Linked DNA regions of Homo sapiens: region 2 is linked to region 1. Evidence: chromatin contacts called from ENCODE Hi-C or POLR2A ChIA-PET data. All regions are on one chromosome and are shown on one strand. The core of a region is the stretch at or near the end of the contact, and the rest is flanking DNA. Distances in the headings are between cores, read along the strand shown. Region 1 has its middle 59 kb from the start of ZNF280B. Region 2 holds the start of LL22NC03-63E9.3 (a long non-coding RNA gene).

The links. Hi-C counts contacts between places; a loop is a spot of excess contacts on that map. ChIA-PET counts read pairs that join two places held with the same protein, here RNA polymerase II (POLR2A). Pooled maps may share reads with other maps.
Region 2: a pooled map shows a loop between it and region 1 (2.0-fold over the local background). The contact joins the promoter of LL22NC03-63E9.3 here to the enhancer-like site in region 1. A Hi-C loop is called at or near these places in 6 of 168 maps with a recorded cell type or tissue (Caco-2, HepG2, K562 and 2 more), 17 of 37 single-sample maps with no recorded cell type and 13 of 50 pooled maps. POLR2A ChIA-PET finds 5 or more read pairs at or near these places in 2 of 52 experiments (A549 and K562).

The regions. Positions count from the first base shown.
Region 1 is chr22:22,447,418-22,451,932 of GRCh38, forward strand. It overlaps IGL, the pseudogene ASH2LP4 and the pseudogene IGLV7-35. Among named protein-coding and RNA genes, the nearest start is that of ZNF280B, 59 kb to the right of the region's middle. Within about 2 kb of position 2,719, at least 2 of the 41 ENCODE cell types and tissues checked have a DNase peak (open chromatin) inside an H3K27ac peak, as active enhancers do.
Region 2 is chr22:22,556,709-22,560,957 of GRCh38, forward strand. LL22NC03-63E9.3 (a long non-coding RNA gene) reads left to right here and starts at 2,635. Exons shown (of 3, transcript NR_027426.2): 1 at 2,635-2,699. It overlaps PRAME (PRAME nuclear receptor transcriptional regulator), which reads right to left and starts at 2,557. Exons shown (of 6, transcript NM_206956.3): 1 at 2,263-2,557; 2 at 837-872; 3 at 104-201. The coding sequence starts at 124. It also overlaps IGL. RefSeq lists an enhancer at 2,474-2,768.

The DNA.
Region 1 (4,515 bases), core at 1,469-3,968:
AGTGACTTTTTGTTTTCCGCTCAGGGCTGTCCTCCTCACACCCCTTGGATCACACATTTAATGAAGACGGCTACTGGTATAGTCTAACTTAGCCTGATCCTCACACGGTTGGTCCTCAGAAGCTTGAAATTAACTGCTGGGCAGGAAAACCTATTCCTGGAGACCTCTACAGTGACTGCTTCTATGAACAGGTTTTGTTAGATCAACATGATTAAGCTCCCCAGTTAGAGATCTCCAGTGACTGGCTGGCTGACTGTGGTTGGAAAGAAGGTCTACTTTATGGTGCAGACCTCTCATGGGATACGGAAAGGGTCCTGGTACTTTGAAATCACCATGAATGAGATGCCACCAGACACCACTGCCAGACTGGGTTGATCTCAGCCCTAAGGTAACTATGAAGCTCCCTTAGGTTATGATAAATTTAGTTATTATTGGCAGAGCAAAAGGGAATCAATTTCCACCAGTCCACTGGCGAACACTACTGTTTTAGCTATGGGCAGGGAGACATCCTACGATTTTATATTAATCTTCCTGAAAACCCAAGAGACAGCCAAGTTACCAAGATAAGGCTTTGATAAAGTTCAACAATTATTTTTATTTTGTGGAAAAAGACTTTGTGGCTAAAGCAGGGAAGAGTCTAAAACAGATTCCATATAGTAAAATAATATTTTATAAACATGGTGTCAATCAAGATGTGGCTTCAAAAGATATTTTTAGGGGGTTACTTTTAGCCATCTCACTGGACAAGAGCTTCATAGTTTCCATTAACTTTGGACTGTGCTCCAAGTATCCTCCAAAGAATCTCACTTACTGCCCTGTGAGTGACATGGGCTGGGATGCTGTGGTAGAGCACACTCTGGCTGATGTCTTGTATTTTCTGGAGACAAAAGAGGATGGGGGCACAGTCCTCCATGGGAACCCTGAACAGGTCCTTCTTTCTTTTCAGATATGGACTTTCTGGGGAATAATATTGGGTGGCTTTTGTTGTTGTTATTGTTTTTGAACTGTCTTAAATGTTCTCCCAAAGATGCTACAGAACATAGCCTATCCATTTACCAAGTTAAAAGGCTGAGTAGGACTGTGAGAGATGCCCTGCTCATCATCATTCTTCTTCCACTTCCAGTGACTGCTCTTATATTCTTTGCCATAAGCCAACAACCGCTCATCCCAAGATCTCATAATCCCTCTGTAAAACTGATGCTGTACTACATACCTTGCCAGCTGGGACTTGTAATCTTACTGTATTTTCTAAGGAGTGAATAATCTTGTCCAGGTAACTAACATATTTAAAGACATTTTCTTCTGTGGACACTGACTCCATGCCACCTGTTTTCCAAAGAAGTGGTGAAGCTGTTTCTGAGAACACCTAAAATCAATGGTTGTACATTCCAAACCAATCTAAAAGTGATTTCCTTTTGCTGTGGGTTTGGTTCTATTACTGATTTGGAAATATACCTTTGAACACTGAGATCTCTGAAACTACTAGACTTCTAGAAGTGTAATTGTATAAGAAGTCTGTTTGCAGCTTTAACAAAATGAGAAACTCTTCCCAAATTAAAGCTTTCTTTGAAGTTAAAAAAAAAAGAATAATGTGAGATTGGAACCTGTGAGGTCTGAGGATTCCCAAGAGTACTCTCAATTCTGACGCTAATTGTAACCTAAGGGCTCCCCAACAGCCCTTCACTTCTTATGATTCCCTAGAAAAACTCACATAACTCCCTGAAACCTGTGACATTTATTGATACAAATTTTTACAGCAAAATAATACAGATTAAGATAATTCAAGGGAAGAGGCACATGGGCAGAGTTCAGGAGAATTCCAAGCACAAGCACCCAGTTGTCCTCTCCCAGTGGAGAAATAGACAGTGCTTCATTTTGCTCACAGCAATGTGTGATTCTGTGTATGAAACACCTATTTCCTGGGTGAGCCAACCAGGAAAGCTCACCCAAGCTTGGTGTCCAGAGGGCTTTTAAGGGGTGGTCTGGGTGAGAGTGGGGTTATTATGTAGACCTTGTGGATCATCCTCAAGGCTCACTTCAGTTTCCATTGAATTAACAATAAAACTTAAACCTTCAATCTTTGGTTATTTTCTTTTTAAAAATTCTCTGAAGTAAATTATTATTAAAATTCTCACTTAAGACAGCTGTTTATCCAATATGAGGCTCAATATAAACAGTTTCAAAAAGTCAGTAGGTCATTAAAACAATTTCTTCAGTCATTCAAACCATTCAGATAAAAATTAACACCATGTAATACAAAAATTGAATTATAGTCACAGGGACAGGATTTCAGCAATGGCAAGAAAAAGTAGTGCAAATAGGAATGAGCAAAGAATAGACAAGTAATGGGTGTGAATTGGCCTCGGAAATACCATGGTAATGTCAAAAAGATAAATCAATTGTTATTTTGTTAAATAAGTGAAAGGCCAGGCATTCTCAGTCCAGGAAAGCCATCACAGGGCAGTCTGAGTCTTCTGCATCTTAAGAAGCTCAAGAGGTTCAAACTTAATAAACCCTGCACAGTTGCTCACTGGTTCATGTAAAATGCTAGAGCAGTTGCTTCCTCCCACTCAGCAAATCCACAGCACACAGTCACCCTGGTCTGGCCCTTCACAGTGTAGATGCCCTCAGGGCTAAGAACCTGAGTGGTTCTAAAAGTAGTAAAGATTTGCATAAAGTACCACACAACACACCCTCTCCACATAGGGAGCTCAGTAGGACATAAAGAGCCATCAGAATCCAGCCCCGACTCTGGAGCCAGGAGTCCCTTCTAATATCAGCATCATGGCCTGGACTCCTCTCCTTCTCCTTCTCCCCATGTACCTCCTCACTTGCTGCCCAGGTTAATAGAGATTTCAAATACCAGCCTTTGGAGGGATTCCTGTGTCTCCCTTTCTAATTCCCAACATGTGTCTGTTTTTTGTTTCAGGGTCAAATTCTCAGGCTGTGATGACTCAGGAACCCTCACTGACTGTGTCCCCAGGAGGGACAGTCACTCTCACCTATGGCTCCAGCACTGGAGCAGTCAATGGGGGTCATTATCCTTACTGGTTCCAGCAGAAGCTTGGCCAAGCCCCCAGGACACTGATTTATCATGCAAGCAACAAACACTCCTGGACCCCTGCCCAGTTCTCAGGCTCAGTCCTTGGGAGCAAAGCTGCCCAGACACTCTTGGGTGTGCAGCCCGAGAGGTGAAGCTGAGTACTACTGCTTACTGCACCATAGTCGTGCTTGGCACAGTGACAGACTCAGAAGAGGAACCGAGACATAAACCTCTCTAGGCCCTTGTGATATGAAGATCATATGATCACGCACACCAGCTCTCAAGGCAGCCTACATGTGGACCAGCCATAGAAAGGGGAAGGAAAGGATCTGAATTGATTCCTATCCCTGCTTAAGCCCTGAAGTGAAGGAAATGTGAGAATGATCTGGGAAGAACTGGATCAAAAAAAAAATCAGAAGTTTATTGCTTTGTATTCTAAAAGGAGCACTAACAGCTGGATCAGATCTAAAGGCTGAGGCTAAATGCATTTCCTCCAGAAAGAAGCATCTTCAAAGTATGGGGTTTCTGAGCTAAGAGTAAAGAGAAGAAACTCTACTTTTGTATATTTCTAAAGTTTGTTTTATTGAGTTACTTTCAAAGCAATACATGCCTATTATGTGGAATCAGAAAGTATTAAAAATCACCAAGTTCTCTGCAAAGCTACCTTATCCCAGATAATCAATAGAAGTACATTTCTTCATTTGGATGCATTCTCTCATTTTTGTTGTCAATATTTTCACAATGGTTATCAAACCTTGTGCTCATTCCTCTGGTTTTATACAGCTTTTTGCTCTGTCATTTAATGTTAATGTAAGTAGTTTTCCATTTATTTGAAAGGGTAAAATATTTGAGTAGTTGCTAATTTTATTTTTATTTGAATACCAATGAAAAATTATAATTTGGGGTAATTCAAATTGCTTGTCAGACAAAGATGTGACATTGGGCTATTATTAAAATGCTCCTGGTCTTCTCTGTGGATTTAGTGAAGTCAAACAAAATGCCTGCAATTTTCTATGGAAAGCCTTGAGTACATTATGCCTGACTTCACAATGCAGAAAATAGAGAAACAAGAATTTCCTGCTCATGTTTGCTGGAGCATAATAGATTCAGGTACGAGGAACAACTTATATTGAAAACTACGTCAATGTCTCCATGCATGTGTTAGAACAGTACTTCCCAAACTCTATTGTGCATACAAATTATCTGGGGATTTTATAAAATGCAGATTCTTATTCAGTGGGTCTGGAGTGAGGACACAATCTCTGCATTTCTCACATGTGCCTGCCACACAAAATCCACATATATATTTGAATAATAACAAGTCCAGCCAGCAGTGGAGGCTCATATGTGTAATCTTAGCACTTTGGGAAGCTGAGGCAAAAAGATTACTCGAAGCCAGGAGTTTGAAACCAGCCAAGAGCAACATAGCAAGATATTTTCTCTATAGTTTTTTTTAAATAATAAAAAATGAA
Region 2 (4,249 bases), core at 1,385-3,884, 110 kb after region 1:
TGTGAGGGACCTCAGGATGCAGCTCCCATCTGGCTCGAGTGACAAGGACAGAGGGGAACAGGGCTTCTCTGAGCACCTCAGACAGCTCAGGGGACCTTCTTACCCACAAACGCCTTCGTTCCATTTTGAAGCGACTTAGGCTGGCCTCAGGACCTCCAACGCTTGGATTTCTAGGTCTCAGTCACTTGTTGCCACGCACGTCTGAGAGTAATAATCAAAATGCTCCAAAAAGAAGAATACATGTATAATATTTACGAAGCAACGGCCTCCTGTGAAAACCTCCGCAAATACTGCTGAGGAAACTGACAACTGGCGACTCAATCCCGCCCTTTCAGTGCAAATCTCTGGCTCCAAACCTGAGCACCAGTGTTTCCTGGGCTGAACCAGGGGGCAGGAGGAACAACAGACCATGTGGTTGGTCACAAGTGACCCCTGTGGTCAAGGACCCTGACTACGGTCTTGCAGCGACATTTCTGCCTCTGCTCCCGCCTTCCTAGGACGCCTACGCCACTGCCTGGGCCGTCCCCAACCCCCAGCACCTTCAGAGGGGCCGAGTCCCAGAGCATCCACCGCATTACAAATGCGCACCCACCCTGGAGAGCTCCAACCACGAGCACCGCCGCCTCGGTTCAAGGCATCCTTACAGCCACAACTCCTCAACTGGGGCCAATTTTCCGGGGCAGGCGGCCCGGGGTGACCCAAGTGGCGCACATTATTTTCTTTGGTCTTCAACCCATTTCCAGAGAGAAAACAGGGACCCGGGACAGGGGTGGTGCTGGGGGCACAAGCCCAAGGTCACCCTGCGGGGAAGCGGAGGAATCAGGGCTCGAACTTACGTTTTTCCTCAGAGAGTTCACCACACCGCGAAGTTGCTGGAAGGAAAGAACGAGACAATGGCTCAGCTAAGCGCCCTAGCCGCTGCGTGGGGCGGGGGGGGCGGCGGTGGGGACCGGGGGGCTGGGCAGCCTGGTCTGACCAATCCCCGTTTCTCAGTCCTTCCAGGGCAAAATCTCACGAGATCCAGTGAGGTCGCCCAGAGAGTCGAGAGGGGCTTGTTTTCAAAGACTGGGAGGAGGAGGGGCAGTGGGGGAGGGGCAGTGGGGGGAGGAGCAGAGGAGAAGGGAGCAGGAGGAGGGGAAAAGGGGAGAGGAAGTTGGAGAGCAGAGGAGGCTGGGGGTGGGGAGGAGATGGGGGTGGGGAAGGAGGGGAGATGGGGGTGGGGAAGGGGGGGCGGGAGGAGGGTTAGGAATGGGGGAAGGAAGACAGGGTGGGGGAGGGGTGGGCATGGGGGAAGGAAGACAGGGTGGGGGAGGGGTGGGCATGGGGAAAGGGAGACAGGGTGGGGGAGGGGTGGGCATGGGGGAAGGGAGACAGGGTGGGGGAGGGGTGGGCATGCGGGAAGGGAGACAGGGTGGGGAACCGAGAAGAAAGACAGTGGGGGGGGATGGAGGAAGGAACACAGGGTGGGGTGGGGGGTCGGGATGGGGGAAGGGAAACAAAGAGTGGTGGAGGCGTGGGGATTAGGAACGGAGACAGAGGGTGGGGGAGGGGTGGGGTGGGGGAAGGGAGACAGGGTGGGGGAGGGGTGAGGATGGCGGAAGGTAGACAAGGCGGGGGAGGGGTGGGGATGGGGGAAGGGAGACAGAAGGGGGGGAGGGGTGGGGATGGGGGAAGGGAGACAGAAGGCGGGCCAGGGCGGGAATGGGGGAAGGGAAACAGGGTGGGGGTGGGGATGAGAGAAGACAGAGGTTGGGGGAGGGGTGGGGATGTGTAAGAAAAACAAAGGGTTGGGGAGGGGGAGGGAAAAGAGGCAGAGAGTGGGGGAGGGGGTGGGGATGTGGAAAGAAAGTCAGAAGGTGGGGGGTGAGGGGTGGGGATGGGTGAATACGTGATGGCTGCGGCCTTTCCCACCAGACAGTAGGGTGGGGGCAGGGTGGAAAAAGGGGGTGCGGTGGGCGAATGGAGAGGCAGTGGGGAGGCGGGGGGCTGACTGGGAGTGTGGGACGGGGTGTTCTGGGATCACGGAGACGTCCAAGTCTGGACTCTGTCCTGGGTCTGTGCTTCTGGCGACCTCCCTTTTCTTCAGTGGGATGCGGGGTGCAGGGGCCGGTTCCAGGGTCCCCTGAGCTCAAGTTCTCGCCCCACCCCGCCCCGCAAGTCTAGAAAAGATGCCCCTGGCCTTGGCTGGGTAATCTCTGGATTTACCTACTTCTGTAACCCCCCGGGCTGAAGAGACCACCCCCCGGGATTCAATTAACTTACTCTCTGGAGCGCGCGTTCCTCCCTGCTCCCGGGAGTCGGTTTCCCAGAACTTTCTGAGGCCCGCGCATGCTCCCCTCGACTCCCCGTGTTTCCACTCTCCACAGAAATCCACGCATTCACGCCCCTCCCCTCCCCCGAGCCTGCAGAGGACTCCGCCCTGCTTTCCCTACATTCAGGGCTGCTCCTTTTGTCGCCAATACAGACCTGTTGACAGGTCACGCCTGGGAAGCGGGTGGGGTGTCCCGGAGCGGTGCTGAGGCGCTGCAGGCCCGGCTTCTGGCTGCGGGGGAGCTGTACCCTGAAGCCTCGCCGGAACTCGCGTCTGGGGCCAGCAGGGGGCACTAGAGTCAACAGGGACTGTATGCAAAACCCACTTCCTCCCAGGCCCTCTAGGGGGATGGTCAGGCTTCTGCAGAGATGGGGAGGATCCTTTCCTGGTAAGGGGAGAGGGACGGGCTAGGAGCCAAGCGGAAGGACCCCGTGTTCAAGGCCCTTCAAGGGACGGGACAGGCGAGGAATCTCTTTGAGTCTTTTGAATTGTTTTATCAGTCAGGCCTGGGAAGTACTCCGCCTCCACAAACTCTGTTTTCCTGAAAGGGGTCGGGGGGGGGGACCCCAACATCTCCTGCCACAGGCTATGATGGGCATGGTGGCTAAGAGCAACAGGCCGCGTGGTGAGGCTGGCTTTTTGTGGCTCTGCCCTGCCATTCCCCGAGGCATCCCCATGCCAGTGAACAGAGCTGCGGGTTCCCAGCTGCACAGATGAATGCACGAACAAAACATAGGTCCATGCAAAGGAAGTCATTGCATTGATCCAGATTCGACCTGGGATTGTCGCATAAAACAGGGCTGATAAAAACCGTTGTGTTTTCACCTTCGAAACAGAGACTCAGCCTCCCCCTCTCTGCTTGAGGCATTCAGCAAAGGTTCGTCCTTGAGTGGCTGTGGATGCTCAAGGACTTACGATTTCTGACTTTATAAAGTTTAGGGTGAAAACAAAAAACAAAATAAGAAGACCATTGTTTTAAAGTGGCCGTTGTAGCTAATTATCTCAAGAAAGCAAACAGGCTGGTACTGAAAGTTACACAGGCGGGCGGCTCCCTGGGAGGGTTGCCCAGCTCTCCTTTTCTGAGACCTGAGCAGGGAGCAGCCAGAGGAGCTTGAAGGGATGGTGTTCAGGGCATGGGAACAGGCTGCACACATCTTCACGGAGTACGGTGCTTGTCCAGTTTGAGAAGGGAAAGAAACTGGGGCAGAGGGCTGATGAGAAGGCAGCAGATGGATAGTGCGGGATTGAAAAGGGGATCCATTTGAAGACTGGCCACCATTATTTATTTTCATCATCTGATTGCTGTTGCTCCATTGAGATCGATGCGTGGAGAACAAGTTGGGGAGTGGAACAAATGGCAGGGAGGGGAGAGAAGTGAGTGAACATGACCCTGGTCCAGCCTCATAGGACAGAGCGTGGTCATGAAGTCCACAGAGGAGGACAGGTAGGGAGGAATCATGGCATGGCCAGGTTGTAGGGCAAGAGGCAGAGAGGAGAGAGGATTGTGGAGGATGCCTGCGGAGTGCCGACTGTCAGTCGAGGCTGGTCCTTTATTTATTTATTTTTTTTTTTGAGACGGAGTCTCGCTCTTGCCCAGGCTGGAGTGCAGTGGCGCGATCTCGGCTCACTGCAAGCTCCGCCTCCCGGGTTCATGCCATTCTCTCGCCTCAGCCTCCCAAGTAGCTGGGACTACAGGTGCCCGCTACCATGCCTGGCTAATTTTTTTGTTTTTAATAGAGACAGGGTTTCACCGTGTTAGCCAGGATGGTCTTGATCTCCTGACCTCATGATCCGCCCACCTCGGCCTCCCAAAGTGCTGGGATTGCAGGCATCAGCCACTGTGCCTGGCCAAGGCTGGTCCTTTCTTTTATGGCGATGGGTGTTTGAAAGTTGCACATACCAAAATAAACTCACTATTTGTTGACCCAAAGTAAAACC